2 separate regions of the Homo sapiens genome follow, and region 1 is linked to region 2. A link is an interaction called in ENCODE POLR2A ChIA-PET data of the cell type or tissue named here. Cell type or tissue: GM12878. All regions are shown on one strand. Each heading gives the region's core, and the rest is flanking DNA. Links, peaks and the distances in the headings are about the cores only. Region 1 holds the start of CDHR5 (cadherin related family member 5). Region 2 has its middle 14 kb from the start of B4GALNT4.

Region 1 (11,151 bases), core at 1,569-9,568, 270 kb after region 2:
GTTTTTGTTTTTTGGTTTTTGGGTTTTTTTGGATACAGTCTCGCTCTGTCGTCACCCAGGCTGGAGTACAGTGGTGTGATCTCGGCTCACTGCAACCTCTGCCTCCCAGGTTCAAGCGATTCTCCTGCCTCGGCCTCTGCCCACCTCGGCCTCCCAAAGTGCTGGGATTACAGGTGCCTGCCACCATGCCCAGCTAATTTTTGTATTTTTAGTAGAGACGGGGTTTCACCATTTTGGCCACATTGGTCTCGAACTCTTGACCTCAGGTGATCTACCCGCCTCGGCCTCCCAAAGTGCTGGGATTCCAGGTGTGAGCCACGGCGCCCAGCCAGGACTCTTCTTTTTAGAACATAACCACAATGTCGTTGTCACACCTGGGAAAAGCGGTCACTTTCTACCTCAAATGTCCAGGATGCCACATTCCCCGTGGTCTCTGAAGGGTTTTTTAACAATTGTTTGTTTGAATCAGGGCCCACATTATGGACCTGGTTGGTAATTCTCCTGAGTTTCTGTTCATCTGTACCTTTCCCTTTCTCCCATCTTTTTTCCTGGAGATTTATTTGTGAAGAAACTGGATTGTCAGCCGGGCACGGTGGCTCACACCTGTAATCCCAGCACTTTGGGAGGCCGAGGCGGGCAGATCACCTGAGGTCAGGAGTTTGAGACCAGCCTGACCAACATGGAGAAACCCCGTCGCTACTAAAAATACAAAAATTAGCCGGCCGTGGTGGCGCATGCTTGTAATCCCAGCTACTCAAGAGGCTGAGGCAGGAGAATCGCTTGGACCCGGGAGGCGGAAGTTGCAGTGAGCCGAGATCGCTCCACTGCACGCCAGCCTGGGTGACAGAGTGAGACTCTGTCTCAAAAAAGAGTCTCTCTCTTTCAGAGACATATCCCAAGATATGTGCAGGTGACGTGCCGTGGTGCATGGAGGGCACAGAGCCTGCTGTGTGCTGGTAGGTGAGGGGGCCTGTGCTGGCCTCAGGATTCTGCAATTTTCCTTAATAAAGCCGAAAAAAATGCCGCCGGTCAAGAAGCAGGATGTTGGGGGAGCGGGGCTGGGATGCAACAGGGCATAGGGTGGTTGGGATTTCTCTGAAGACTGCAGTCCTGAGCCGGTGAGGGAGGGGCGTGCCTGGCGGGAGCCCTGAGGCTGCAGTGGAGCCTCTGCACAGTATGTCTGGGTTTGACTCGGTGAGAAAGGAGCCGTGGAGGGCTGGGGTGGGCTGGGCAGCCTTGGTTTACAACATCCACAGGGGCTGTTCTGCCACGTGGAGTGGACTGGGGCCAGCAAAGGGCAACAGGGAAGCCGGTGGGCCAGCTGGAAGTTTCCCAAAATGAGTGCTGGTGTCCCGGCCCTGATGGGACTGGAGGTGGACAGACTCTGGATTTCTGGGTCGAGCTGGGGCACAGCCAACAGATTTACCAGTGGGGGGCTGTGGGGGACACGTGGGGAGGGAGGGCGAGTGGGAACCAAGGTGGTCCCCGTGACTGGCAGGATAAAGGTGCCTCCCTTGTGGATGGTTGAGGGAGTGGGTGGGAGTCTTGGGCACACTGGATGGGGTGTCTGCTGGACAAGGGGTCAGTGACGGGGACTCCACAGCTCAGGGCAGAGTCTGGACTGGAGGAAATGTGGGCATCACCCTCGGGGGGGTGGAATTTGAAACCACACCCTAGCTGACGTCATCAAAGACTGGTCCTGGACCGGCAGGGCAGAGCCCAGCAGAGGTGGCCGGGTGGGGCGGGGAGAGCGGGGCGGGGACTCACCAATGTGCCTCCGCTCTGACACAGCAGCTGAGCCTCAAGCAGTGACTTCTCCTGTGGATGTAGACAGGTCTGCAGTCACCGTCCTGCCCCACAGGTGGGGAGACTGAGGCCAAGTGGGCAGGCGCTGGCCCAGGGTCCCCATCATCAGTGGTCAGTGCTGAGGGTGTGGGCCCAGGCAGCTTCATCCCGAAATGGCCCAGCCTTCTAGGGCAGGCACCACCAAGCATGGGTGTCAGTGGATGCCCGCAGGCATAGAACTCCTAGGCCCCCAAGGGAGGTGTGGCCTGAGGATGCAGGTGCCCTTCTCCCGGGACCCCCATATCCCGCCCGCCTGCCGCCCACACCTCGTAATCAGGAGTCACGTTGAGAAACAGCTGGTTTCCCTGGATCCGAAATGCAAAGGGGGTGGACAAGGCTCCGAGGGTCACCTCCTGGCCCTCCGGGACGTGGATGTCCACCAGCGGCTCGGTGACATTTGTGTTCTCCTCTACTTCAAAGATGTCCTTGTTCACAGAGCAGTCTGTAAGGTTGCAGAGGAGGGATCAGTGCCTCCCAGCCCCTGGCTCCCCGCCGCCCGTGCCCCACCTACCCCTGCCCGCACATACACTGGGCCTGGGCCATGGTCCCCGGGGGTCGGACGAGCAGCCCGGTGAACAGCAGGGGAGGCCACAGCAGGGCCCAAGACCCCATCTTGGCGGCTGTCACCTGGCAGGAGGGTCTGAGCGGGTCTGGCGTCTAGGACTGGCGCAGTTCCTACCTCAGCGACCTTCGCCCCAGCCAGACGCCGCCCAGTTTATGATCCTTTACGACCGGCTTCTGCCAAGGGGGCTCCCGCTGGCCGGCTGGTCCAGCCCACTGCCAGAAGGAGGGGCAGTCGTTTGGCCCAAGTTGGACTGAGTGCAGGGGTCAACCAGGGGGCTCAGGTCACAGGCACCGAGGCACAGGGCAGAAGGGACTGGAGAGCGGCTCATGGGTGCCGTGGGGGTAGGGGCAGGGCAGGGGCAGGGCTAGGGTGTGGGAGAGAAGCTGGGGGCTGGGGGCGGGGGCTCGGCCCTTGGTGTCGGGGTGTCTGGAACCTGCCTCCCTAGCCCAGGCTGCCCTGGCTTGGCTCCTCCCCTAAGATCTCCCTCAGGCAAAGTTCCTAAGGCCACCCCTTGAGGCTCAGAACCCGGGTGTTCCCCAGGGAGCACCTCCCTCCCTGCCTGACAGCAGGTTCTGAAGGAAAAGGCTCTCCTCACTGTGTCCTGGGGACACCCCTGCCTGCCCCAGAGACAAGTCGGCTTCTCAGGGCGGGGCTGGACAGGGCCTTAGTGACTGAGGCTAAGGCGGGGCTGTGAGGGGCAGCTGGGAGTTCCTGGGGGGCCCTGGTGCCCGACAGAGGGGGTGAGGTGAGACTCGACACTTGCCCTGCTCTTTTCATTGGCCCCCCAGAAGCCCCCAGCTCTAGGGAGAGGCCACTGGGTAGGGTCGGGGCGAGGAAGTGGCTGTCGTGAGGGGTAGGTGGAGTTCTCCTCCTCCAGGCCTGTGCGCCGAAGCTTCTGGCCTCTCATGGCTGGGGCTGGGCTCAGTGTCCTAACCCTGCACGGTGCCCTCATGGTCGCCTTCAAGCCCTGCACGCTCCGTGCTCCACAGGCTCTGAGGGGTCAAGCCACTGGTCCGAGGCCACACGAGACAGAGGGTCCGGAGTCCTCACGCCAGAGTGGATTCCTGGCACCCCAGGTGACACCTCCACCCTCCCCTCTTCCTGCCCGCCTGAGCCCCCCTGGCCCCTTCACACCCTCCCCACTACCCCTTACAGAAACACTGACCACATGGGCCCCCGGGCAGGAGCTGAGAGGGTGTCCGGGATCCCCCGAGCCCCAGAATGTTTCCTAATGGATGACAAGGGGTGGGGCGGGGCCCTGCAGTACTTAGTCGAGGTACAGGAGGTGGCCCTGATGCCAGAGATAAGGATGAGGGGCCGCCGTGCCTGCAGGTGTAAAGGGCAGCTGGGTGTGGTCAGTCCCTCCTGGGTGGATGGGCCTCCATCCATCCCTCAGCCCCGCTACACAGGGGTTGCCTCGATTACACTGAGTGGACACAGACAACTCCCAGCGTCTGGGTCTGATTCCTCCTTTATTGGTGCCAAGTACCACCCCTCCCCCTCTCCCCCATCCTGCCCCCCACCCCAAATGCAGCTGCGCTCCTGGGCCGGGCAGGTGGTGAGGGGGTTCCTTCCTCATCTGGGCCGCAAGGTTCCTTCTGCAGCAGCGCCAGCTGGTTCTGAAACCATAGGCCCAGGGGGCAGCCAGGGAGACCAGGTCCCGTCCAGGGGCATCCTGCAGAGACAGCACGTGAGGGTCTGAGGGCTGGGGCTGGAGACCCCGGCCCCGCTGCTGGAATTGGGCCTCCAGTGGCCACCAGCGCTGACCCGGGGAGGCCAGGACAGAAGGAGGGGTCTGGGGTGGGGTCTGGAGTGGGGTCTGCGGTGGGGCGGGTGCTCACCAGGCCTGCAGGATGGGCATGTTGGACCCTGACGGGCAGAGCAGACCCGCGCTGAGCCTGGTCCAGGCCATGCTGTTCTCTGCGTCCTGCTCGCTGCCCCCCGCCCCAAAACAGAGTTAGTCCTGGAGCTGGGGGGTCGCGCGTTGCTGCTGGGGCACCACGCCAGGACCCCCCACCCCACCCGGCCTCACCTGCGCTTCCCCACCAGGCCCTGTAGCAGCCGCTGGAGCCGCGCGCCCTCCCGCAGGCGGCTGAGCTCGCTGGTGAACGTCCCGTCTGAGTGTCGCCGGGCCCTGCGGGCGGTCGGGGGTCGGGGTCAGGGCGCACTGGGGGCGGGTGGGGCCCGGGGGGCGGGCGGGCCTGGCGGGCGGCTCACCTGGGGGGCGCGGGGCGCGCGGCGGAGCCCCCGAGGAGCAGCAGCAGCAGCAGGAGGGGCCGGGGGGCCATGGCGGGGTCGGGGCGCAGGAGCTGAGCGCTGCGGCCACGGCCCCGGGCCCCCGCAAGGCCCCTTTATGGCGGCGCCCGGAAAGGGGACGGCCCGGCCGCGCCCAGCGATCCCGGGAAGGTCAGGGCCGCCCCCCCAGCTGTCGCCCCGGCCCGGCCTCCCGCCCCCTCCGCCGCGCTGGCGCCCCTCGGCCGGCTGGGGGAGGGGGACGTCCCGGCCTGGGGGGCGAACGGAGCGCGGGCCTGGGACCCGCAGAGGGAACCGCACCGCGAAGCCTCGGAGCCTGCGGGGGCGGAGGGGCCGGAGGGCTTGGGGGAGGGTTTGGGGGGGGACTGGGGGGCCCCGGGGAAGGGGCTGCGGCCGGAGTTCCGGAGGCCCCTGGAGCACCTTGCTGGGGCGAGTTCGTCTCCAGCTTCAGCGTGGCGTGACTGTTGGGGGGCCGGTGTTGCCATTTTATCTGCTTTGAAGTGCGCGATTCAGGATCATTCGGTGCATCCATCCCCACCATCCGTTCTCAGACTTTCCCGTCCTCCCAAAATCCGTTCACAGACGCTCCCGTCCTCCCAAAATCCGTTCACAGACGCTCCCGTCCTCCCAAAATCCGTTCACAGACGCTCCCGTCCTCCCAAAATCGTTCACAGACGCTCCCGTCCTCCCAAAATCGTTCACAGACGCTCCCGTCCTCCCAAAATCGTTCACAGACGCTCCCGTCCTCCCAAAATCCGTTCTCAGACTCTTCCGTCCTCCAAAAATCCATTCTCAGACTCTTCCGTCCTCCCAAAATCCGTTCTCAGACTCTCCCGTCCTCTCAAAATCTGTTCACAGACGCTCCCGTCCTCCCAAAATCCGTTCACAGACGCTCCCGTCCTCCCAAAATCCGTTCACAGACGCTCCCGTCCTCCCAAAATCCGTTCTCAGACTCTCCTGTCCTCCCAGAATGAAGCTCTGTCCCCATCAAACGCCCCCTCCCCTCCTCAGCCCCGGCGCCCCGTCCACTTTCTGTCTGTGGATTCAGCGCTTCCAGGGACTGCGCGCAGGGGGAGCCTCACGGGATTTGTCCTTTGGAGACCGGCTGGATTCTCAGCGCAGCATCCTCCGCCTTCGCCGCCGCGGCCTGGCCTGTGTGGGAATCTCCTTCCCTTTTGTGGGGAACTGTGTCCCGCTGTGTGCAGGGACCGCATCGACCGCGTCCGCTCATCTGTGGGCATCTTGATGGACACCTGGGCTGCCTCCCCTTTGGGGCGACGGCGAGTAACGCTGCTGTGAACGTGGGTGTGCAAACGGCGCTTCCCGATCCCGTTTTCAAGCGTTCTTGGTGTATAGTTATGAGGGAATTGCTGGGTGACAGAGTAATTATGTGTTAAATATTCTGAGGAAACGCCAAACTGTCTTCCCAGCAGCGCAGCAGGGACACGGTTCTTGTCCTCGCCAACACTTGCTACTTTGTGGCTTTTTGTTTGTCGCGTACTAACGATGCCGGTGGGTGCGACGTGGTGTCTCGCTGCGGTTTTGATTGGCATCTCCCTAATGGCCAGCGATGTGGAGCATGTTCTCAAGTGTCTGTGAGCCATTTATACATCATGGAGTGGACGGAGAAATGGCCGTCAAGCCCTTTGATGTTCTGCTGTGGTTGCGAGTCATGCACTGTATCCGTCTGTTAAATCAGCCACAATATTTTCCCCAGCGTTTGCATCATTTCACAGCCCCGCCAGCAATGTGGGGCTGGCTGGCTGGCTGGCTTGCTGGCTTGCTTGCTTTTCTTTCTTTCTTTCTTTCTTTCTTTCTTTCTTTCTTTCTTTCTTTCTTTCTTTCTTTTTCTTTCTTTCTTTCTTTCTTTCTTTTTTTCTTTTTCTTCCTTTCTTCCTTTCTTCTTCCTTTCTTCCTTTCTTTCCTTCCTTTCTTTCTTTTTCAGAGGGAGTCTCGTTCTGTCACCCAGGCTGGAGTGCCGTGGGGCCATCTCAGCTCACTGCAACCTCCGCCTCCCGGTTTCAAGCAGTTCTTGTGCCTCGGCCCTCCAAGTAGCTGGGATTACAGGTGCCTGCCACTATGACTGGCTAATTTTTATATTTTTAGTAGAGACAGGGTTTCACCATGTTGCCCAGGCTGGTCTGAAACTCCTGACCTCAAGTGATCCACCTGCCTCGGCCTTCCAAAGCACTGGGATTACAGGCGTGAGCCACAGCGCCCGGCCTCACTTTCTCTGCACACTGTCAACATCCCTGCAGTCGCTATTTTTAACCTTCAGCCATTCTCTCTGCGGCAACACCTCCTTGTGGTCTTAGTTGCATTTCCCCAGTGGCGGGTGATTCCGAACCTCTTTCCAGGTGCTTGTTTCCATTTGCATGTTGTCGTGGGTTAAATGTATCTTCACATCTCTTGCCCGTTTTTAAATTGTTCTCTACTGCTGAGTTTTGTTTTTTTTTTTATTGTGGGAAAACATGCATAACATGAAACTTACCATTTTAGCCATTTTAAAGTATGAAGTGATACTTAGTACGGTCACGGAATTATACAACCAGCACCGCTGTTTAGTTCCAGAACTTTTTACTCCCCAGATGGAAAATCTCAAATCCATAAAGCATTTACCTCCCCTTCCCCCATCCCTTCAGCTCCTGAGTAACAATGAATTTACTTTCTGTCTCTGTGGATCTGCCTGTTCTGGGTATTTCATACCAATAAAATCCTAAAAGCTGGGCATGGTGGTACATGCCTGTGGTCTCGGCTACTTGAGACGGTGAGGCAGGAGGATGGTTTGAGGCCAGGAGTTCGAGACCAGCCTGGGAAACATAGCAAGACCCTGGTCACTATTTTTATTTATTTATTTATTTTTATTTATTTGTTTTGAGATGGAGTTTCACTCTTGTTGCCCAGACTGGAGTGCAATGGCGCGATCTTGGCCCACTGCAACTTCCGCCTTCTGGGTTCAAGCAATTCTCCTGCCTCAGCCTCTGGAGTTGCTGGGATTACAGCACCACCATGCCCAGCTAATTGTGTACTTTTCATGGAGGCAGGGTTTTGCCATATTGGTCAGGCTGGTCTTGAACTCCTGACCTCAGGTGATCCGCCCGCCTCAGCCTCCCAAAGTGCTGGGATTACACGCAGGAGCCACCGCGCCTGGCCCCAGAATTTCATTCATTTTAATGGAAAAATCACACTGCATTTGGTTCATCCATTCACCTGCTGAGGACGTTTGGTTTATTTCTACCTTGTATATATTGTGTTTGTTTGTCTGCTTGAGACAGAATCTCGTTCTGTTGCCCAGGCTGGAGTGCAGTATATGATCTCCGCTCACTGCAACCTCCGCCTACCAGGTTTAAGTGATTCCCCTGCCTCAGCCTCCTAAGTAGTGGGACTACAGGCATGCACCACCACACCCCCTAATTTTTGTATTTTTAAAAAATATTTATTTATTTATTTACTTTAGAGACGGACTCTCACTCTGTCACCCAGGCTGGAGTGCACTGACCTGATCTCAGCTCACTGCAACCTCCGCCTCCCGGGTTCAAGCTATTCTCCTGCCTCAGCCTCCCAAGTAGCTGGGATTACAGGCACCTGCCACGCCCGGCTAATTTTTGTATTTTTAGTAGAGACGGGGTTTAACCCTGTTGGCCAGGCTGGTCTCCAACTCCAGGTCTCAGGTGATCCACCCGCCTCGGCCTCCCAAAGTGCTAGGGTTACAGGCATGAGCCACTGTGCCCGGCCAGTACTTTGTGTATTTTCAGTGGAGATGGGGTTTCACCATGTTGGCCAGGCTGGTCTTGAACTTCTGGCCTCAAGCAATCTGCCCACCTCGGTCTCCCAAAGTGCTGAGATTACAGGCGTGAGCCACCATGCCCGGCCCCTTTTGTATATTGTGAATAGTGCCGCTGTGAACATTTACATACAAGCTTTTATTTGAACACCTGTCTTCACTTCTTTTGGGTATGTAACATACCCACTGAGTCATATGGCAACTCTACGTGAAACTTGTTGAGGAACTGCTGGACTTCTTCTCACAGTGACCATTTTATATTCCCAAAAGCAGTGAATGTCTCCTCATCCTTAACACTTGGTATTTTTATTTATTTATTTATTTATTTATTTACTACCATGGCCATCCTAATGGATATGGAATGGTATCTTACTGTGGTTTTGATTTGCATTTCCCCAGTGACTAATGAGGTTGAGCATCTTTTCAAGTGCTTTGTGGCCATTTGTGTGTGACATATGTATATTTTTTGTTTGTTTGTTTGTTTTGGGGACGGAGTCTCGCTCTGTCACCCAGACTGGAGTGCAATGGTGCGATCTCGGCTCATTGCAACCTCCACCTCCCAGGTTCAGGCGATTCTCCTGCCTCAGCCTCCTGAGTAGCTGGGACTACAGGTGCCCGCCACCATGCCTGGCTAATTTTTTTGTATTTTTAGTAAAGACGGGGTTTCACCATGTTAGCCAGGATGGTCTCCATCTCCTGACCTCATGATCCGCCCACCTCGGCCTCCCAAAGTGCTGGGATTACAGATGTGAGGCACCGTGCCCAGCCATATTTTTTTTAAGACAGAGTCTCGCACTGTTGCCCAGGCTGGAGTGCAGTGGCGTGTTCTTGGCTCACTGTAACCTCTGCCTCCCGGGATCAAGCGATTGTCCCACCTCCGCCTCCCAAGTAGCTGGGATTATGGGCGCCCGCCAGCATACCCAGCTAATTTTTGTATTTGTAGTAGAGACGGGGTTTCACCATGTTGGCCAGACTGTTCTCGAACTCCTGACCTCAAGGGATCCGCCTGCCTCGGCCTCCCAAAGTGCTGGGATTACAGGCGTGAGCCACTGAACCCGGCCATTTGGGTATCTTCTTTGAAGAAATGTCTATTCAAGTCCTTTACTCATTTTCATTATTTATTTTATTTTGAGACAGGGTCTCACTTTGTTGCCCAGCTTGGAATATGTTGGCTCAATCACAGCTCACTGCGGCCTCAACCTCCTGGACTCAAAGGATCCTCCCACCTCAGATTCCCAAAAAGCTGTGACTATAGGCTCACGCCACCACACCCAGCTAATGTTTGTATTTTTAGTAGAGATGGGGTGTCTTTCTTTTTTTTTTTTTTTTGAGACAGAGTCTTGGTCTGTTGCCCAGGCTGGAGTGCAGTGGCACGATCTTGGCTCACTGCAAGCCCCGCCTCCCAGGGTCACGCCATTCTCCTGCCTCAGCCTCCTGAGTAGCTGGGACTACAGGTGCCCGCCACCACGCCCGGCTAATTTTTTGTAATTTTAGTAGAGACGGGGTTTCACCATGTTAGCCAGGATGGTCTCGATCTCCTGACCTTGAGATCCGCCCGCCTCAGCCTCCCAAAGTGCTGGGATTACAGGCTTGAGCCACCAAGCCTGGCCTGTTGTGGAGGATCTTCTATACATAAGACCATGTCATCTGCAAGTAGAAATAGTTTTCTTTTCCAATTTTGGATACCTTTAATTTCTTTTTCTTGAGTAATGCTCTTGCTAGAATGTCCAGAACAATGTTGAACAGAAGCAGCAGCAGTGGGCATCCTTGTCTCTTTCAAAGGCTTTTTGTTTCTCACCATTGAGTATGATGTTAGCTGTGTTTGTATTTTGTTTGTTTGTTTGAGACAGTCCCCCTCTGTCATTCAGGGTGGAGTGCAGTGGTGCGATCTCGTCTCACTGCAGCCTCCACCTCCTGGATTCACGTAATTCTCGTGTCTCAGCCTCCTGAGTAGCTGGGACTGTAGGCGTGCGCCACCATGCCCAGCTAATTTTAATTTTTGTATTTTTAGTGGAGATGGGATTTCAACATGTTGGGCATCTGGTCTTGAACTCCTGATCTCAAGTGATCCACCCGCCTCGGCCTTCCGAAGTGCTGGGATTACAGGCATGAGTCACGGCGCCCGGCCTGATGAAGTTTGTTTCTATTCCTAGTTTATTGAGTCTTATTATCATGAAAGGGTTTTGAATTTTATGAAATGGTTTTTTCTGCATCAGTTGGGATGATCGCGTGGGTTTTTCTTCATTCTGTTAATGTGGTGTATGACATTGAATTTCGTCTGTTCGTTCACCCTTGCATTCCTGGGATAAATCCCACTGGGTTATGGTACATAATCCTTTTAAAAATGCTGTTTTTCGGCCAGGCACTGGCTCACGCCTGTAACCCCAGCACTTTGGGAGGCCAAAGTGGGCGGATCATGAGGTCAGGAGTTTGAGACCAGTCTGGCCAACAGAGTGAAACCCTGTCTCTACTAAAAATACCAAAATTAGCTGGGCATGGTGGCACGTGCCTGTAGTCCCAGCTGTTCAGGAGGCTGAGGCAGGAGAATAGCGTGAACCCGGGAGGCAGAGGTTGTGGTGAGCCGAGATCACACCACTGCACTCCAGCCTGGGTGACAGAGTGAGACTCCATCTCAAAAAAAAAAAAAAAATGCTGCTTTTCTGGCAGGCAGCACTTTAAAAGGGACTGTGTTTGCTCATATTTT
Region 2 (11,151 bases), core at 1,852-9,851:
CCCGAGTGAGCAATTCCTGTCCCTCTTCAGGGCTCACAACTCTAAGAGGGTCCACGTGAGAGGGTCGTGATCGATTGAGCAAGCAGGGGGTATGTGACTGGGGGCTGCATGCACCGGTAATCAGAACAGGACGGGACGGGGTTTTCACAGTGCTTTTCTATACAATGTCTGGAATCTATAGGTAATATAACCGATTAGATCAGCCAGCGGTCGATCTTTAACTACCAGGCCCAGGGTGTGGCGTTGGGCTGTCTGCTTGTGGATTTCATTTCTGCCTTTTAACTTCTTTCTCTGGAGGCAGAAATTGGGCATAAGACAATGTGAGGGGTGGTCTCCTCCCTTACGACTGGCTGTACCACAGCCCTGGGGGCCAAGCTGCAGCACAAAGGAAGTTACCTCTTTCCGTTCTGGCCAGGGCAAAATACGTGTGAGAAAACAGAGACATCAGCCACTCTGCTTAGCACCTAACATCACACTGGCAAGGCTCAAACTTGCTCCGGTCATCGTTAATCCAACCTCCAACCACAAGTTTCAACACGTGTTCTCTGGGCAAGTCGGTTGCCCCAAGTGATAGAAAAGATAAAAAAGAGAAAGGAGAGAGAGAAAAGCATCGCCTGAGGCAGGGTGGGGAAGGCAAAATGCTCAGGGAGGCCAGAGAAAGACCCGCCCATTGCAGGAACCCTGAGGACTTCAGGCGGCTGCTGTTGGGAAGGGACTTTTTCCGGCAGTCCCATCAGCTCTCAGGTTCCCCTTTTGCGAGAGGAGAAAGCTCCCCATGTTCCACGATCCTGTACGTGCCTAATCCTGTCACCCACAGCCGTCAGCAGAGAGTGCAAGGCAGATTAACCCAAAGAGAATAGCCGTTAACGTCCCCTCGTGCCGAACCCGTTCTCAGCCGAGAGGGACTTTTCTGAGAGGGACTTTACTGAGGGGGCTCTCTAAGCCCCTAAATCTTAAAAGGGACCCTAACCAACCCTCCTAAGGTGGGTCTCTAACCCAAGGTGGGTCAAGCATCCTTGCCTTGTATTAAGAGTGGGCTTTCACCCTCTCTGTCTTAGGACAGACCCTAACTCCCCTAAGTGGGCCTCTCACCCAATCCCATCCTTCGCCGGCTACCCCACCACTTACCCAGCGTCGTCCAGTCAGGGCCGAGTCTATTTCCTTTGGGTCGGGGGCTCCTCCTCAGTATTGTCCCTTCAGGGTTTGCCAGAAAGATGTTACCGGACCCCACTACTTACCCAAAGTTAGCCTTTAGGTCGGGGGTTTCCGCACTGGAGCCCCTCCTGAGGTCACCAGAGATATGTCACCTACCCAACGCTAGGTTTTGAGTCTGCAGTTTTTCTTCTGTGGTCGCCAGAAAGATGTTACCGGAAAGGGGTCCCGATCCAGACCCCGAGAGAGGGTTCCTGGATCTCATGCAAGAAAGAAATCAGGGGGAGTCCATAAAGTGAAAGCAAGTTGGCCGGGCGCAGTGGCTCACGCCTGTAATCCCACCACTTTGGGAGGCCAAGGCGGGCGGATCACGAGGTCAGGAGATCGAGACCATCCTGGCTAACACGGTGAAACCCCGTCTCTACTAAAAATACAAAAAAAAAAAAATTAGCTGGGCGTGGTGGCGGGCGCCTGTAGTCCCAGCTACGCGGGAGGCTGAGGCAGGAGAATGGCATGAACCCCGGGGGGCGGAGCCTGCAGTGAGCCGAGATCGCGACACTGCACTCCAGCCTGGGCGACAGCGAGACTCCGTCTCAAAAAAAAAAAAAAGAAAGCAAGTTAGTTTATTAGGAAAGTAAAGGAATCAAGAATGGCTACTCCATAGACAGAGCGGCCCCGAGAGCTGCGGGCTGCCCATTTTTACGGTTATTTCTTGATGATATGCTAAACGAGGGGTGGATAATTCATGCCTCCCCTTTTAGACCATGTAGAGAAACTTCCTGACCTTGCCATGGATCTGTAAACTGTCAGGACCTTGGTGGGAGTGTAGCGCTGAGGACGACCAGAGGTCACTCTCGACACCATCTTGGTTTTGGAGGGCTTTGTCCGGCTTCTTTACTCCAAACTGTTTTATCAGCAAGGTCTTTATGACCTGTAGCTATTGCCGACCTCCTATGTCATCCTGTGACTTAGAATGCCTTAACCGTCCGGGGATGCAGCCCAGCAAGTCTCAGCCTCATCTTACCCAGCTCCTAATCAAGATGGAGTTGCTCTGGTTCACATGCCTCTGACAGAACAGTCTCTGCTGTTTCGCCCTCTGGACCAGCCAGAACATTTCTCTCCCTGTCTCTCCACTCTCCCTGGGATGCCACTAGGTCTCTGCTCCTGAGAGCCAGGGTGTTCACCTTGGAGGCACACGGAGTCCATTTTCCACCTTGTGTGACTGTGTGCCTGGTGCTAGTGAGGCAGGAAAACAAGGCCTGGAGACAGGGAACATAAGACCGATTCACACCTCAGCTATGACAGGAAATATCCTCTCCATAGGGCCTGCACCCAGTAAATGACTTTGTAACTTTACTTCATCCTCTCCATTTACAGAGGGCGTACACCAAGTAACCAACGGAATCCTCTAGAAGGTATTTAAACTCCCCAAAATTCTGTAATGGGGCCCTTGAGCCCCATGCTCCGGCCGCTCCCACGCTGTGGCGTGTACTTTCCTTTTCAGTAAATCTCTTCATTCCTTCCTTCCTTTGTGGGTTTTGTCCAGTTCTTTGTTCAAGAAACCAAGAACCTGGGCAACCTCAACAGGTAATGATATGAAATTCATATTCACCCAGTGACTCTGAGCCCTTTTTAAAGAAGAGAGACTTTGGGTGTGTTACTTTACCTCTAGAGGGGCTGAAAGGTCCCCCCAGCTGGGAAACGAAGGCCCAGCCCGAGCTGCTATTGGTGGGCGGCACCCAGGCCATGAGAGCAGAAGACGCTCAGAAAGATCTCTTTCTAAACAAATCAAAGCCCAGTTTTGTTTTTGTTTTTCTGGCTTTTTGTTTTTTTGTTAAAGCAAAGTATCAGACTGCGAATAGACACCAGTTTCATCTCAGACTCACTGCTGGAGAACCAGCAAATCCCTGTGTCTGCCCGGCAGGTTCCTATGGAGAACCTTCGACTGGTTTCCAGGGCAGGAAGCCAGGCCCAACTCTGTGGACTGAGCCAGTGAATCGGCCTCAGGCCAGGCACAGAGCCGGCCCCAGAGGCTGGGGTGAAACACGAGCTGTGAGCTGCAAATCAGAAACAGAGCGACAGGACACTATTTTCATGACGAGGTTCTGGGTTTTTCCCTGATGTTTGTTTCCTCGGTTTTTTTGTTTGTTTTTCCCTTCCCAGTATTTTTGGACTTGAACTTTAGAACTTCAACTTCTCTGAGGTTTAGCTTGGCGGGAGGAGGGGGATTAATTACCGTACCGTAATTTCTCCTGGGATACTGGATTTGGGAAAGGGTATATATCCTAATTTGCCATTCTGAATTGGTTGCATTTGATTAAAAGCATGACTTCTATCATGGAGGGTCCAGCCCTACGGGGCTTGGCGGGTGTTCTCCCCGTGTGTGGAGACGAGAGACCGGAAGAAATAAATACACAAGACAAAGAGATAGAGAGAAAACAGCTGTGCCCGGGGAACCACTACCACCAAGATGCGGAGACCGGTAGTGGCCCCGAATGGCTGGGCACGCTGATATTGATTGCATACAAGACAAGGGGGCAGGGTAAGAACGGTGAGTTGTCCAAGTGATTGATAAGGTCAAGCAAGTCATGTGACCATAGGACAGGGGCCCTTCCCTTACAGGTAGCGGGAGCAGAGAGGGAAGGCAGCATACGTCAGCGTTTTCTTCTATGCACTTTTAAGAAAGATCAAAGACGGCCGGGCGCAGTGGCTCACGCCTGTAATCCCAGCACTTTGGGAAGCCGAGGCAGGCAGATCAGTTGAGGTCACGTGGCCAAGACCAGCCTGGCCAACATGGTGAAACCCTGTCTCTACTAAAAATACAAAAAATTAGCCACGCATGGTGGCAGGCGCCTGTAGTCCCAGCTATTTGGGAGGCTGAGGCAGGAGAATGGTGTGAACCCAGGAGGCGGAGCTTGCAGTGAGCCGAGATCGCACCACTGCACTCCAGCCTGGGCGACAGAGCAAGACTCTGTCTCAAAAAAAAAGAAAAAAAAAAAGAAAGAAAGAAAGATCAAAGACTTTATTTCTTCTACCGCTATCTTCTAAGAACTTCAAAGAGGAACCAGGAGTAAGGGAGGAGCATGAAAGTGGACAAGGAGTGTGATCATTCAAGCACCACAGGGAGGGGGTTAGGCCTCCGGATGACTGCGGGCCAGGCCTGGAGAATATCCAGCCTCCCACAAGAAGCTGGTGGAGCAGAGTGTTCCCTGACTCCTCCAAGGAAAGAAGACTCCCTTTCACGGTCGGCTAAGTAACGGGTGCCTTCCCAGGCACTGGCGTTACCGCTTAACCAAGGAGCCCTCAAGCGGCCCTTATGTTGGTGTGACAGAGGGCTCACCTCTTGCCTTCTAGGTCACTTCTCACAACGTCCCTTCAGCACCTGACCCTATACCCGCCGGTTATTCCTAGGTTATATTAGTAATGCCACAAAGAGAAATATTAAAAGCTAATGACTAATAATGTTTATACTGATTGATAATGTCCACGATAAAAGCTAATGATTAATAATGTTTATACTAATGATTGATATGTCCATGATCATCTCTAATTTGTATTATAACTATTCTTATTCTCTTTATTATACTGAAAGTTTGTGCCTTGTCTTTTTTTTTTTTTTTTTTTTTTTTTTTTTTTTTGAGACAGAGTCTCGCTCTGTCGCCCAGGCTGGAGTGCAGTGGCGCATCCGGGCTCACTGCAAGCTCCGCCTCCCAGGTTCACCCCATTCTCCTGCCTCAGCTTCCCGAGTAGCTGGGACTACAGGCGCCCGCCATGTGCCTTCAGTCTTTTGCCTCCGCACCTGGGTAATCCTCCGCCCACACTATCACATGCCCTGAATAATGGGGTTAAGAACAATTTGGGGTGGAAAACAGGGTAGGAAGGGAACAGATGGCTCAGAACACAGGAAGTTAATTTAACTGCAGTCCAGGGAGGATGGCATTCTGGAAGCCGAGTCGGCCTGAGGTCTAAGGGGCGGAGGGAACTCCAAGCTTGGCCTGGAGCTCAGGGAAGGGAGCTCGCGTGGACTTCAGGAGCCCGGTGGGTGCTTCCTGTGCACAAACGGGCAGGGTCTGAGCTCCCACCGTCTGGAAATGCTGCCCAGTGGATTTCAGCCTCATTTTACCCAGCTCCCAATCAAGATGGAATTGCTCTGGTTCAAACGCCTAGCTTCGCCAGCTAGGGGGTGAACCGGCCACAGATCCCCGGAGGCCAACAGAAGACAGAGCCCCTGGGTCAGAGGCAAGGACGGTTGACTTCTCAGGCAGGGAGGTGGCCAAGGGAACCGCTTCTGCGGCGGCTTCCCAAGCCCCAGCTCCCGCAGAAGGCCTGGAGGGGCCCGGGGACCCGTGCCACGCAGTGAGTGGCGGCAGGACACGAGCCCGGGGGCGCAGCTTCCTGGACACTCTGCCCCCAGACACTGGCTGCCACGCGGGACGGTGACCAGCGCTGCCCTCGGCGCCCGGGAGGCCTCCCAGGGCTGTGCGCCAGGAAAACATTCCCGAACCGACGGCCGGGAATGGAACGGGGCGGGGCGTTTCCCAGCCCGAGGAAAACAGCCCTGAAAGCGCGGCCAGGAATGGATGGGGGTGGGGCGTTTCCCAGCTGCTCTCCAGGGAGCCGCCTGGAGCGGGGGAAGGGGGGGGCGGCGCGTTCCAACGGTGGGGGGGCTCGTTCCAACGGTGGGGGGGCGGGTCTGCGTTTCGGGCCCCCAGACACGCAGCACGCGGAGGAGCGCCCCGCCCCGTCTAGAGCCCCTTCCTCCACAGCAGGGCCGGGGCGCAGGGGGTCTCCCCGCACCCAGCGCGTCCCGCCCCGTCCCGAACACAAAGGGCTCTGCCCGTCCGCGCTCCCACGAGGCGGCCCCTCCCCGCTTCCGGCCGAGGTGCGGTCGTCACTTCGGGGAAACGGAGAAAGCGCCTGGGGGGCGGGGCACACACACCATGCACATACACACCCCACACACACGTACCATGCACACACATATACACACACCACATATATACATGTCACACACATACCATGCACATACATACACACACCACACACATACACACATCACACACACACCATGGACATACACACACACCACACAAGCACCGTGCACACAAATATACACAAACCACATACACACGTGACACACATACACACATGCAACATGCACACACACCACAAACACATGCACCATGCACACACATACACACCACAAACATACATACACACGCATGCACCATGCACACACATATACACACCACGCACATACATGCATCATGCACGGACACACCCCACACATATACACATGCACCATGCACATACACACCACACACACACGCACCATGCACACACATATACAGCCACCACATACATACATATGTCACACACACATACACAGGCACAGTGCACATACATACACACCACACACATACACACAGCACACACACATACACACATGCACCATGCACATACACACATACACATCACAACACACACACCACAAACACACCACACACATCACACACATACACAGCACACATACATACACACATACACACACATACCATGCACACACATATACACACATACCACACACACGGGCACCATGAATGTACACACACACCACAAACATACATACACATATACACTCACACACAGGCACCATGCACATACACACCACATACATACACACATACACTCACACACAAGCACCATGCACATACACACACAACACATACATACACACCACAAACATGCATACATAGATACACTTTTACACACACACTATACATACCACACACATACACACACCACAAACACACCACACACATACATACATCACACACATACACAGCACACATACATACACACACACATGCACCATGCACACACATATACACACAGACTACACACACCACACACAGAGGCACCATGCATGTACACACACCACAAACACACATATGTGCACCATGCACATACATATACACACACCACACACAAAGGCACCATGTACATACACACCACAAACATACATACACACACACACCATACACATACACACAACACACACATACCACAAACACACAACATGCACACAACACACACATACACACCATAAACACACACAATGCACACACCACAAACACGCATACATACACACTTTTACACACACACACCATACATACACCCACACCACACACAACATACACACACCACAAACACATACACACACGCACACCACACATATACACCACACATATACACATATACCACACACACATGCACCATGCACACACATACAGACAACATACACATACACATCACAGATATGCACCATGCTCACAAATGCACATACACACCACACATACAACGTACACACAGGCACCACGCACATACACACACACCATGCATACACACATATACCCACATATACACCACATACACATACACACACTAAACACATACACATGCACACACACGTACACATACACACGTATACACATACACATGCACACGCATACACACACAATGTAAATATGCCCGTGGACCCAGGGTCCAACTGAGTGAACTCCCACAATTTGAGCAACACCTCATTCTACATCCTAACCCAAAGTGTGCTGTAAATACCTACAAGTGCATGGCGATATAAATTTATAAATGGGGGAGAAGAGACAAATCTCCCGTGCAGAAGAATTCTAAACCAATGGCGTAGACACTGCCCCTAAGGAGGAGCAGAGCCCCTCCCAGCCCCTCGACGTGGGCTGGCGCAGGGCCGTCCTTCCAGAGAGCGCGGGGTGGGAAGGGCTGGGCTCCTTCCGCGCGGCTCCACCTGCAGAAACCGATGGAGCTGATCCATCGTGGTTTGCACAGAGGAGCCTGACGGGCTCTGTCTCTGCAGAAGACGAGGCAGGCGTCGAGTTATGAGTCGCACCGGCGATGTTAGGATGGATGCAGATGCTGCTTTACCTCTGGAATCTTCTTCCAAGAAACCTATAACCCCAGCCTCCTCATGACAAAAAGAGCAGGCGAATCTCAGCAGGGGCACCCCGCCAACACACCCGGCCTCTTCTGAGCTGTCCAGGTCGTCAAAAGCAAAACGGCCCAGCCCAGAGGCCCCGGGAGACAGACGCTGAGGAACGCGGTCCTGGAACACAGAAAGGATGTCAGGGAAAACAAATGAGGGACTCTGGACCAACTGTGACTTTATTTGGTCAATAACGCATTAATACTGGTTCATTCATTATAACAAATACACCGAACTAAGCCAGACGGTAAAAACGAGGGGAACTGTTGGTGGAGCTGGGGGGCGGGGAAGCTCTCTGTGTTATTTCTGTAAATCTCAAACCCTTCCGAAAAATAAAGTCCATTCGTTTTTTAAAAATGCTAAACTGGGGCCGGGCACAGTGGCTCATGCCTGTAATCCCAGCACTTTGGGAGGCCAAGGCAGGTGGATCATCTGAAGTCAAGAGTTTGAGACCATCCTGGCCAACCTGGTGAAATCCCATCTCTACCAAAAACACAAAAATTAGCCGGGTGTGGTGGCGGGCACCTGTACTCCCAGCTGCTCAGGAGGCTGAGGCAGGAGAATCGCTTGAACCCAGGAGGCGGAGCTTGCAGTGAGCCGAGATCACTCTACCGCACTCCGGCCTGGGCGACAGAGCGAGACTCCCTCTCAAAAAAAAAAAAAAAAAAAGCGAAACTGACTGTGTTGTCATGCCCCCTCCTCCCTAATTGTGAAAGGCACAATTAGGTGTTGCAGTGGGCCCTGGAAATGGGGTCTCTGCCGGCCCCAGCATGGCAGGACTGGGGTGGCACCTCATGTCTACAGACAGGAGGTGTGGCCCAGGCGGGATCAGCATGGCTCCACCTGCAGAAGCCCTTGGAGCTGGCTGAGCCATCAAGGCACCCCTAGGCATGGGGGCTGCCTGCTGAAGCCTCACTTGATCTGTGTCATCAGAAAAACTCTAGGTGTGGTGGATAGAAGTGAGTCAGTCAGCTCAGTCTGCCATTACAAAACACCACAGAACAGAAATGTATTTTCTCACCTTTCTGGCTGCTGGAAGCCTGAGATCAGGGTGCCAGCGTGGTCAGGTTCAGAAGCTCCAACTCACTGTGTCCTCCCAGGGCCTTTCCTCAGCACGTGCATGTCAGGGGAGAGACAGACAGAAAGAGAGAGAGAAAGAGACAGAGGGAGAGAGAGATGGGGGAGAGACAGAGACAGGACAGAGAGATGGGGGAGAGATAGAGACAGAGAGGGAGAGCGAGAGAAACGGAGAGAGAGATGGGGGAGAGACAGAGAGAGGGAGAGAGAGATGGGGGAGAGATAGAGACAGAGAGGGAGAGAGATAGAGGGAGAGAGATGGGGGAGAGATAGAGACAGAGAGGGAGAGAGACAGAGGGAGAGAGATGGGGGAGAGATAGAGACAGAGAGGGAAAGAGAGAGAAACGGAGAGAGAGAGACAGAGGGAGAGAGAGATGGGGGAGAGACAGAGAGAGGGAGAGAGAGATGGGGGAGAGATAGAGACAGAGAGGGAGAGAGACAGAGGGAGAGAGATGGGGGAGAGATAGAGACAGAGAGGGAGAGAGAGAGAAACGGAGAGAGAGAGACAGAGGGAGAGAGAGATGGGGGAGAGACAGAGAGGAGAGAAAGAGATGGGGGAGAGACAGAGACAGGAGAGAGAGATGGGGGAGAGATAGGGAGAGAGAGATAGAGGGAGAGAGATAGGGGAGAGACAGACAGGGAGAGAGACATGAGGGAGAGAGAGACAGAGAGAGATGGGGAGAGACAGAGAGGGAGAGGGAGATGAGGAGAGACAGAGACAGGGAGATAGATGGAGGACAGAGGGAGAGAGAGACATGGGGAGAGAGAGAGAATTTGTGGGGAGACAGTGCATGAGCTCTGGACTCCCCTGTTATCAGGGCATCAACCCCATCCTGGGGGCCCAGCCTCAGGACTTCATCTGACCCTAATCACCTCCCAAGGGCCCCCTCCAAATGCCGTCACACAGGCTTAGGGCTTCAACATACAGATTTGTTCAGTCCACAGCAAGAAGCCTGGGTTCCTCACAACAGAGCTGTGGCCCCTCTGCCAGTTTCCATTCTGAGCCAGTCCACGGAGCCAGGCCCTGAGGAAGGACCCAATGACATTGCCGAGGATTTTACTGTAAATCTCCTTCCTGGACTTCCCATGGGCCCCTAAGAACCACGCACCAGATGGCTATGAAGGGAACGAGAGATACAGACTTTTCAGGGACCTGGCTGTGCACGGACGTTAATTCCACGGTGGTATCTGCCTGGCAAAGCAGGGGCTTGTGGCCGTCAGGTGATCCGTGAGTTCTAGCTCAGATCTGTCTCTCGGCGAGGCCAGTGACCTGCTCTCTGGTTTTGGAATGCATCAGTGGCACAGACATCCTCAGAATCCTACATTGGTCCCTGACCCATGGGGTGAGGGGTCTCATGTTGGAAAAGGCCAGATGGAGGCCATAGAGCTGCCTCTACCCAGGAAAACAGTCAATCGAAATAAGTCCCGCCTCCCTGGAGGTACAGCAGAGATCGGTGCCACCATCCAGGACCTGACCTGCCTCCCTGGAGGGACAGCAGAGATCGGTGCCACCATCGCGGACCTGACCCGCCTCCCTGGAGGGACAGCAGAGATCAGTGCCACATCGTGGACCTGACGATGCAGGGGCTGGAGACTCCACCACAGCCCCGTTTGCCTGCCTTCTTTGGCCTGTGTGGAAGGCAGGAGGATCTGGAAGAAGGACAGGGAATTGCTGTAAAAAATAATCAGACGGTGGTTAGCGTAACGTCTGCTCCTGACAGGCTTTCACTGAGCAGCAAATCCACACGCTCCTTGCGGCCTCATGGGTGTAGGGTCCAGCCCCACAGGGTCGGTGGGTTTTTCTCCCCATGTGCAGAGACGAGAGAGTGTAGAAATAAAGACACAAGACAAAGAGATTAAAAAAAAGACAGCTGGGCCCGGAGGACCACTACCACCAATGCGCGGAG

What was found. ChIA-PET counts read pairs that join two places held together with the same protein. Peaks named below come from ENCODE experiments on the same cell type or tissue, not always from the same donor. Only the 100,000 strongest peaks of a DNase experiment are listed, where the experiment ranks them.
Region 1: POLR2A ChIA-PET joins it to region 2 with 5 read pairs; 1 of 35 experiments calls an interaction of 5 or more read pairs at or near these places.

What each region holds. Positions count from the first base shown.
Region 1 is chr11:622,446-633,596 of GRCh38, forward strand. CDHR5 (cadherin related family member 5) reads right to left here and starts at 2,510. Exons shown (of 15, transcript NM_021924.5): 1 at 2,373-2,510; 2 at 2,112-2,287; 3 at 1,768-1,818. The coding sequence starts at 2,457. SCT (secretin) reads right to left here and starts at 4,736. Exons shown (of 4, transcript NM_021920.4): 1 at 4,628-4,736; 2 at 4,443-4,544; 3 at 4,252-4,344; 4 at 3,864-4,085. The coding sequence starts at 4,698. The coding sequence ends at 3,986. RefSeq lists an enhancer at 4,270-4,770 and a silencer at 4,364-4,658. In GM12878, for the core only: a CTCF peak has its summit at 6,970; no DNase peak of the experiment used is centred there; H3K4me3 peaks cover 782 bases; H3K27ac peaks cover 1,370 bases.
Region 2 is chr11:350,369-361,519 of GRCh38, forward strand. No RefSeq gene overlaps it. Among named protein-coding and RNA genes, the nearest start is that of B4GALNT4, 14 kb to the right of the region's middle. RefSeq lists a cis regulatory region at 447-923, enhancers at 2,672-2,721, 3,951-4,527, 4,033-4,322, 5,509-6,461 and silencers at 3,122-3,288, 5,757-6,076. In GM12878, for the core only: no CTCF peak of the experiment used is centred there; DNase peaks (open chromatin) are centred at 5,023 and 6,013; H3K4me3 peaks cover 1,161 bases; H3K27ac peaks cover 3,525 bases.